Regions from separate parts of the Homo sapiens genome. Here region 1 is linked to region 2. A link is a loop called in an ENCODE intact Hi-C map of the cell type or tissue named here. Cell type or tissue: HepG2. All regions are shown on one strand.

Region 1 (5,000 bases), 130 kb before region 2:
CTAAAATAATGCAGGCACTATAATAATATTATACAGAATACTTATGCTTAAAAACACAAGAGAAGTTATCAAAAGTATGTTAAGGGAACAAGATACTATTAAAATTGATCTTGCAGATTTCAAAAATGGTTGTTTTTGAGAGAGGTGGGAACACTGAGAATGCCCCTTTCCTGAGGCTTCGGCACACAAGACCTGACTAAAACTGAGGCTGGGAAGTGACAGACTACCAAACCACCCACTTACCCTTCCATGAACTTTTTACCAAGTAATAACAAGCAGTAGTCTACTACTGGGGAAGTGGCAATAACACAGACCCCTGTGGCACAGCTGTACAGAGCTGGCAGAAAGCCAAAGGTAGATCAGGAACACAGAAAACTGTACCACACTCCGGGACTCATATTAAGCTCAATGTAGCAGCAGCAATCCATCCACCACTGGAGAAATCTGAAGTCTGTTTGCACTCAAGGTAACTACAGCAACAGCAAAATTCAAACCCAGCTCAACTGCTGACAATACTGACTACTGACACACTCCCCTATATTAACGAACTGAAGAAACAAAAAAAGTAACCATTGTGGGTATTAATTTTATTTACCACAGACTATTGCTCTTTAACACACAATACCAATATTCAATAAAAAATTACAAGACACAAAAGTGGAGGGAAAAAAAAAACCCACAAGCCTATCATCAACAGATAGCATAGTCAAATGAAATAGACCTCAAGATGGCCCAGACTTGTAAATATCAGATAGAACTTTTAAAATAACTACAATTAATATAAGGATCTAATGAAAAATATTATCAATGTGTCTGTATAGAAAGGGAAATTTTACCAGAGACATAAAAACTATAAAATAATCCAATGAAAAATGTCTGAAATGCAGAACAAAGCCACAGACTGAGGAAAAAGCTATTTACAAAACCTATATCTTATGAAGAACCTATATCCAGAACTCTTAATGCTTTTTAATCCAATAAAAAATTAGCAAAATCTCAAACATATACTTCACCAAAGGAAACAATGATTAAGCACATTAAAAAATGCTCGATATTGGTTCTCAGAGAAATGCAAATAAGTCCACAATCAGAAACTACTAAGTATCCACCAGAATGACTAACATTTCAAAAGATAGATAATAACAGGTGCTGACAAGGATGTGAAACAACTAAAACTCTCCTATATTGCTGGTGGGAATTTGAAATGGCATAGCTACTTTAGAAAATAATCTGGCACTTTCTTAGAAAGTGAAACACACACTTACATGAGCCAACAATTACACTCCAAGGCACTCATACAAAAGAAGTGAAAATATATGTTTACACAAAGACCTCTATGTGCATTTTACAGCACCTTCATTCATAAAAGCCTTAAATTAAAAATGACTCAAATTCCATCAACTAGTGAATGAATGTTTTTAATGTGATATACCCATACAATAGACCACTACTCAGAACCAAAGCAATGAACTACTGACACACCCAACAACCTCAAATGAGATGAATCTCAAAGGATTTAATAAATAAAAGAAGACAAAAGACTATAGCATATGATTCTATTTAAACCAACCATCTCCAACCTTTTTGGCATCAGGGACCAGTTTCATGGAAGACAATTTTTTCACCGAATGCAGGGGCAGGGAGATGGTTTCGGGATGAAACTGTCCCACCGCAGATCATCAGGCATTAGATTCTCATAAGGAGTGCATAACCTAGATCCCTTGAATGCACAGTTCACAATAGGGTTCATGCTCCTATGAGAATCTAATGCTGCCGCTGATCTGACAGGAAGGGGAGCTCAGGCAGTAATGCTCACTTGGCTACCGCTCACCTCCTGCTGTGTGACCCAATTCCTAACAGGCCGATACCAGTGCACAGCCTGGGGGCTGGGGACCCCTGATTTAAATGACATGTTGGAAAAGAAAGAGAAAACACACCAGAGGTTGTCCAGTGCTAGAAGTTGGGAGGAAGAAAATGTCTGTTAAATAAAACCTAAAAATTGGGCCGGATGTGGTGATTCACACCTGTAACCCCAGCACTTTGGGAGGCCGAGGTGGGTGGATCACCTGAGGACAGGAGTTCGAGACCAGCCTGGTCAACATGGTGAAACCCTGTCTCTACTAAAAATAAAAAAATTAGCCAGGTATGGTGGCATGAACATGAAGTCCCAGCTACTCAGGAGGCTGAGGCAGGAGAATGGCGTCAACCCAGGAAGCAAAGGTTGCAGTGAGCCGAGATAGTGCCACTGCACTGCAGCCTGGGCAACAGAGTAAGACTCCGTCTCAAAAAAAAAAAAAAAAAAGAAAAAGAAAAAGAAAAAGAAAAAAATTGGATGTTCAAAGCCAACTACAAATAAAAATGACATCTTTCATTTATTTATTCAACAAAACATTATTGAGTGCCTACAGTGTGGCAGGTACTATTCTAGACACTGGATAAAAAAGAATTTTATTTTAGTTGCAAGAGTTCTCTTTTTCAGAAAAGTGATGACAACAAATGCAATAAATTCACTTTATACAAGTTTTCCACATGTAACTGAATGTTCAGAACTCGCAATACTTTTCCTTTCTTACCAGATTGTTACAAAATCTCCTATATTATCTCATGATAGTTTTGTTATACATTTATTAGGATGAACTATATGAAACTGCAATGTTGTCAACAAAATAGTTCTTTCCTATGTTTCAAAAACAAGGATTCAGAAGCAAGAAAGGTGTAAAAGTAATCAGGGGTCATGTCATGCCCTTCTCATTGTAATACGAGATAATCAGTGACAGAGTTTCTAGTCAAAACGTCTGATATTCTGAACTTTTTTCACCTTTCGAGAGCTTTCGCAACATTCAGACTTGTGTTACTCATCTTGTAAATACAGATGCTTGCTATGGAGACTTAGCTGACTTCTGGTTTCACATTCCTAATGCAAGAACTAAAGAACAACACAATTGTTCTCATTTTAGTTAAGTTTTTAATTTAACCTCCTTCATCATGGGTGGAAAACCCTTGTTTAAAAGGATTATTTCATTTGGGCATTTAAAAATGGAATATCCTTCCAATTCCTTCAGATAATTTTAGAAACGAAATTATAAATTGTGTTTTTTAACATTATTCTAATTTTTTAAAGGCCATTGGGATTTTTATATTCTTCTAGTAGAAGATGTCCAAGATATGTGTCATTTGTATTTTGGCCTGGAGGGACTACTAATTCTATAGCCACTTAAGTTTTCTTCAAGTACACCAGAGGCAGGTGCTACTCAATACACAGGCACACACTAAGAGAATGGAACTGCACGCCCATATGTGCCTCTCAAAGGACCTCACTGCAGAGAAAACACAATACATGGAAATTTAGAACATAAGAGATGGAACATTTTATTCTTCATAACAATTTTTAAATTCCAAAATGTGACAGTTCTAAGGTTAAAAAGTATAGTTTTCTATATTTTTCCAATTTTTTCTCAACCTACACTCGAATTTTTCTGATTTTACTTTCTTGATTTCATCTTTTAAAACTATACCAAATTTCAATGCCTCATATGTTAAAAGCCAAATTATATCAGATTTGAAGTATAAATTCAATAATACTTAATCAAATTTTTAAGTAAAAATTTACTTAAAGCACTGTTATCCTCCAATGACTTCAGCTATTTCCACTATGCAAGAGATGACCTAAATTAAACTTTTGCCACATAACCTTTGCAGAATCAACTTGTGCCAACAAATGAGCACAACCCGAACACAGCATATGTAGGTAACTCTATACCTTAATTCTAATTGTTTAAACCTAAACATTGTCAATAATAGCAACCAACTTAACAATCTTCAGAAAATGAAAAACAGATGAAAGGTCTTAGATCATCATGAATCACACAGCCATGGAATTTAGCTTCAGATCACTCTTAGGATTCTTTTGACTATAATCAGGTTTGGTGCTTTGATTTTTATAATCTAGGCCAGTGACCCTCTACCTTTTCTCCTTCCAGTTTTCCTAAAGGAGGTGGGGTTAGGCTAGGGGATGCCTGATGCCTTTAAAATGCCATTTCTAAACTCCAGAGAGAAATGACATGGAACTAACTGAATACCAGTATTCTGAATTGAGCAAAGAAGCAGAAACAAGGATTGGCATGAGAGAACTTCAGGGACAAAAAAAAAAAAAAAAATTCAAGCTCGATATGCGAGCCCTTTAAAAAATTACGAATTTGAAAATAAGAATCTTCCCCCTTAAAAAACCTGACAGCATCAGGTTGCTACCAATGCACTAGATCAGACCATTTGGAAAACCACTGCCCTAAAACCACAGAGGAAATGAAAACATTCGAATAAAATCCAGCCATCAACACCCCACTACAGCCTCACAATTAATGAGAACTTACCTCTCTATTCCACTTGTGGGAGAAATGGACAAATTATAAAAAGAGAAGCTGATAAAAATATACTTTTCTTAAATCTCTACTACTCCATGTGGAAAGCATCTAGGCTTTGAAATATTTAAAGAGACATAATGTGTGTAAATGTTAAATACAGTGGCTTTCAACCTTGGCAGCACATGAAGTCGCCTGGGGTGACTTTCTCTTTCCCTTTTCTCTCCTCTCCTCCTGAGGAGGTGCAATGGGATGGGGTGGAGTTGCCAGGCAGAGGCATCAGTCCTATGAGACTGGTAGCCAAGGAAGGGAGGTAATGGGAGGGTACAAAGATGTCAGAAGGAGTCTTGAGTAGTTGGAATACTGGTTATGTTCAGCACAATTAACTAATTAATTAGGCATAAAGTTAATACACTGAGGATCCTGGAAACCAGCTTTCTCACCTTCTGAGAAGAGACGGGCTAGAAGTACACTAAAGTATTTGGTTAGAATGTGAACTATCAGAATGAACTCTTTTTTTTTTTTAATGGGTTAAGGAATGAACTTTTTTCAGGAAATTTATAAAACAAGAGTCACAGCAAGAAAAGAAGATACACAATCCTGAAATCTCTCATTATTCCTGAGGAGAGGTGATCCAGGGCC
Region 2 (5,000 bases):
CAGGTTCAGTGTTTCCTGTGGGGGTTTTCAGTCTGGTTCACAGTATAGGCTGCCGCCCACTGCTTCTTTCAAAGGGTCTGTAGTTCCTTTCAGTTTTTCTGTTTAGTTCCTATGTTGCTTCTTGAAAAAAAAGTTCAGAGCATTAATTTCTACACACTACTTTGTCTAAGTGGGAGAGGCATGCTAGCAATACCTCCAATCTGCTATCTTGGGTAAGGGGAGACTTAATGCCCTCCTTTACCTATTTTCTATAAAGTCTATTTTTGTCTGATATAAACATGAACACCTCTGATCTCTTTGGGTTACCATTTGCATGGAATATCTTTTTTCCCTCCTTTTACTTTCAGCCCGAGTATGTCCTTATATCTAAAGTGTCTTGTAGACAGCATATAGTTGGATCTTGTTCTTTTTTAATCCATTCAGCCACTGTATGTCTTTTGACTGGGGAATTTAATCAATTTACATTTAAAGTAATTACTGATAGGTAAGAACTTACTATTATCATTTAATTGTGTTCTGTATGGCTAGTAGTAATTTTGTCCCCCTTTGCGGCTCTTGCTGCCTTTCTATTTCATTGATTCTTCTGTAGTGACATGCTTTTCTTTCTTTCTCATTTTTTCTGGTGCATCTACCATGGGTATTTCACCAGAGAGCTTTATATTTCCATATCCTTTCATGTTACTGTTTAGTATCCCTTTGTTTCAACCTGAAAAACTCCCTTTAACAATTCTTATAAGGCAGGCATAATGGTAATTAATTCCTCGCCTTTTGTTTATCCAGAAAGGTCTTTATTTATTCTTCACTTTTAAAAGTCTTGCCATATATACTATTCTTGATTGTCAGGTTTTTTTTTCCTTCAGCACTCTGTATGGATGAGGGGACATCAAAACTTTCATGGAAAATTGAATTAAAAGATAAAAATTAAAAATATGAACTTTATTTCTTGTCATAAGCTCCAAAAAGTTCCAGTACTCTTGTAAGTGATTGTATCAACCATTTAGTACATCACTAAAAAAGTGGGGGTCCTAGGAACTTAGCCATGTCAATGCAGTCTTTTTTACATTATTAAGTGAAGAAAAATGGATACCCTTTAAAGATGTTTTTAAATTAGAAGACAAAAAGAAGTCAAAAGGAATAAATCACAATTGTAAGGTGGATGCCTAATGATTCCCCATGGAAATTATTTAAAATTTGTCCTTGTTTGATGAGAGGAACGAGCAGAAGCACTGCCATGGCAGAGAACAACTCGCTGATGAAGCTTTCCCAGACGTTTTTCTTCTAAAGCTTTGGGTTTCTCAAAACACTCTCATAATAACCAGATGTTATTTTCTTTTTTATTTTTCTTTTTGGGACGGAGGCAGATGTTATTTTCTTTTGACCCTCCAGAAAGTTAACAAGCAAAATGCCTTGAATATCTCATAAAACTATTGCCATGACTTTTGCTCTTCACCATGTGCCCCTCTTGGTAGCCATTGCTTTGATTGTGCTTTGTCTTCAGGATTGTACTGGCAAAACCATGTTTCATCTGCTGTTACAATTCTTTCGAGAAATGCTTTAGGATCTCAATGCCAATTGTTTGAATTTTTCACTGAAAGCTCTTGTGTGCAGCTAATCTTAGCACAACAGTTTTGGCACCCATTGAGTGGAAAATTTGTTCAACTTTGATTTTTTAGTCAGAATTGTGTAAGCTAAACCAACTGAGATGCCTATGGTGTTTGGCCATTGCTTCTTCTGTGAATTGTTGGCCCTCTTCAGTTAGGCATGAATAAGATGAATTTTTTTCTCATAAATTGATGTGGATGGTCTGCTGCCATGGGCCTCATCTTCATCATCATCTCGTCCCTTCTTAAAATGAATTATCCATTTGGAAGCAGCTGATTTCTTTGGTGTACTATTCCCATAAATTTTTTGTAAAGTATCAATAATTTCACCATTCTTCCACCATGCTTCACCATAAATTTGGTATTTGTTCTTGCCTCAGTAATAGCAGAATACATGTTGCTCTGGATAGGGACTCTTTTCAAATTGATGTCTTACCCAAATCAGCAGGAATTTATTTTAGTGCCAAAAAAAAGTTTGAAATCCATGCATAGTTTTTTTTTTCATAATACATACCGTCCACAAACTTTTTGAAGATCCCTCATATAATCTCATTCCACTCTGTCCTGCGATGCTTCCACTGAGAAATGTGTGATATTCTTATGGAAAGTCTCTGTATATACCACATTGCCTTTCTCCTGTTGCCCTTAAGATTTTTGTTTTTGGAAAGTTGACTAGAATGTGTCTTAGTGTGAATTTCTTTAGTTTCATCATGACTGTAGTCCTTTGAGCTTCTTATATTTGGATATCTATTTCCTTTTTCACATTTGGAAGGTTTTGGCTATTGTAGTTTGAAAAATATTCTGTCCCTCATTTCCTCTATATTCCTCTTCTGAAATTCATGTAATGCATATATTGATTCACTTGATGGCGCCCCATAAGTCCCTTAGGCTTTCTTCATTTTTCCTTTTTCTTTTTGTTCCTCTGACTCAATAATTTCAAATGACCTGTCTTTGAGTTTGCTGATTCTTTCTCTTGCTTAATAAAGTCTGCTGTTGATCCCCTATAATTTTTTTTTTCAAATCAGTTACTGTATTCTTCAGCTTCAGAATTCCTGTTTAGTTATTTAGAATTCCTGTTTGGATCTTTACAGTTTCCATCTCTTAATTGATATTCTCATTTTATTCACAGTTTCATTGTATATGTTTTCTTGTAGTGCACTAATTTAAAATGTTCCTTTTAAACTATTTGTCAGGTAATTCACAGATCTCCATTTCTTTTGGGTCAGTTTACGGACAGTTATTTTGTTCTTCTGATTGGACCATATTTTCCCTGTTTGTGTGCCTTATATTTTGTTGTAATTTTTGTATTTGAATAAACGGTCACCTCTTCCAGTCTTTACAGACTGGTTTTGGATGGAAAAAGATCTTCACCAATCAGCCCAGCTAGAGATTCTGGCGGTCTCTCAAACCTTTTACAGAGATGAATTTTTTCTGAGCCTATGTGTGTAATTTCACAACCAGACAAAGTTTTCTGGTTTCTTTTTCAGGAGTCTACAGTCTCTTGCACCCTCTGGTGTCTGTTTGCAGTACTACGGGTATTTTGGTACTGCCACCAACCGCTGAGCTCTCTTGTTCTCAGCAGTCCCCAGGCAATCAAAGTATGCCTATTCCTCATCAGCACTCCAAGTCAAGCAAGGCAGAAACCAGTCACTTGAGTAGTCTCAAAAAGCCAGCACATTGGACATAATTCCATTTTACTCTTTTTCTCCCAAGGGAGAAACCAGTCACTGGACTTTTTTTCCTCATCATTAGCTGTGGTGGCTTGGGGAAGGGGCCGACTCAGATGAAATGAAACAGCTTTTCTTACCTGTTTCAAAACCATGGTTCTTGGTTTTAAACTGGAGTTCTGTGACTTCATAAGTGATTTCTGGCCTTCTCATAAAGGCTTTATTGGACCACATATTGTTAAGTCAGTATTTCTGTAGGGGTAGAAGTCTGGTGCTCCCTATTCCTCCATCTTGCTGACTGCAGACAGGCTTATTTTTGTAATCTCATAAAGCATTCTCTACATGAAGAATTTACAGTAAGGAAGTTTCTTTGATTTAGAACAAAGGTATGAAATATCTTAAACGTCCATTTCCGCCTCTCCCTTTCTGATTTTCTTTTTTTTTTTTTTTTTGCATTTAAAGTATATAAAGACATTGTACTGGACACACAATCTTATATACCATCTCACCTTCATCTCTGATTCCAGCGAGGCTACAGTAAACAGTTCGGCATAGGTATCAACCCACTTTGGGGTAACAATGTCTCATCTCAATCTTACACTAAACATACTTCTTTATTACTTCCCTAGGAGCTTGTTAGATATCTATACGTCTAAGTCTTAAGTGTATTAACACAGAATCGCAGGAAAGGCAGGCCCCAGAAGGCAACCCTTGACTCTCCTCAAGGAGGGAACAGAAGCTGACAGACCAATGCCTCTCTTTTTAATTCCTTAGGTGGACAATTTAGGGATATAGCTTCTGGGCCTCACCAGAAGTAGTAGTCATCCTCAGAAGTAACAAACTAGATAGTGCATCATTGTATTGGCTTTGCCTTTTTCTATTTGATTCTTCAATTCCCTCATTTCACTTCTTGGTCTTGTGGGGTGGAGGTACGTGACCCAGGCTATGATGTACATTAATCAGGGCCTTACTCTACGTGATCTCCTTTTGTTTTCTGTTAAAAAATACAGATACGTTTCCTCTCTTCCACTAGATTATATTCCTTTTAAAGGTAAAGGGCCTCATTTAATTCTGCAGTCCCATAATATGCACTCATGATTTTTGTCCAATACATGCAACAATTTCCCATTGTAGATGGCCTCACTAGTCCCAAATGATTTAAAATGAAAAAAAAAAACTTTCACAAGCTTGAAAGCTAATCATTTATGCAAAACTTTTAAAATCCAGATCCATTTTTATAATGTTTTGTTGCTAAAGCCCAGTTTTTAGACTTGGTCAAATATGCTCTATTTAGATAATGCATCTCAGATATCCATTTACTGATAGTAAATATATTTTTGAAGGTGATCTTTCTGTGTACGTAATAAGTGCCAACAATGTTTTAGTAAATTATAGATCCCTGAAGAAAAACGCTATAGATCTATAACAATCTCAGGTTTTCTTTTCCCATATAAAAAGTTCTAATTAAAAAAAATTCCCCCCAGATTAAAATAAACATGTCTTTACATGATTCCTCCTGCAAGACTCAAGCCAAACACACATTTCTCTGGCTTGAAGTTAAATCATTATATGAAATAACTAAAAAAGATAAAATCTTACCAAAACATTGCCTTTGCTTTAAGTGATGCTTTTAACAAACAAAAGAAAAAGCTCATGATAAAGGGATCAACTCAGAACATAGATAATACAAGATTTAGTGGTCTTCTGCGCAGAATAAGAGAAATACTGTGTT

The links. A loop is a pair of places that touch in the nucleus more often than their neighbours do. Peaks named below come from ENCODE experiments on the same cell type or tissue, not always from the same donor. Only the 100,000 strongest peaks of a DNase experiment are listed, where the experiment ranks them.
Region 1: it touches region 2 in a loop (4-fold over the local background); 2 of 110 quality-filtered maps call a loop at or near these places.

Annotation. Positions count from the first base shown.
Region 1 is chr10:58,660,369-58,665,368 of GRCh38, reverse strand. The region is part of intron 2 of BICC1 (BicC family RNA binding protein 1); the gene reads right to left. Among named protein-coding and RNA genes, the nearest start is that of BICC1, 150 kb to the right of the region's middle. In HepG2, no CTCF peak of the experiment used is centred here; a DNase peak (open chromatin) is centred at 2,828; H3K4me3 peaks cover 29 bases.
Region 2 is chr10:58,529,405-58,534,404 of GRCh38, reverse strand. All of the region lies in intron 1 of BICC1 (BicC family RNA binding protein 1), which reads right to left. Among named protein-coding and RNA genes, the nearest start is that of BICC1, 19 kb to the right of the region's middle. RefSeq lists a silencer at 2,994-3,053. In HepG2, a CTCF peak has its summit at 3,117 (motif pointing left); a DNase peak (open chromatin) is centred at 3,124.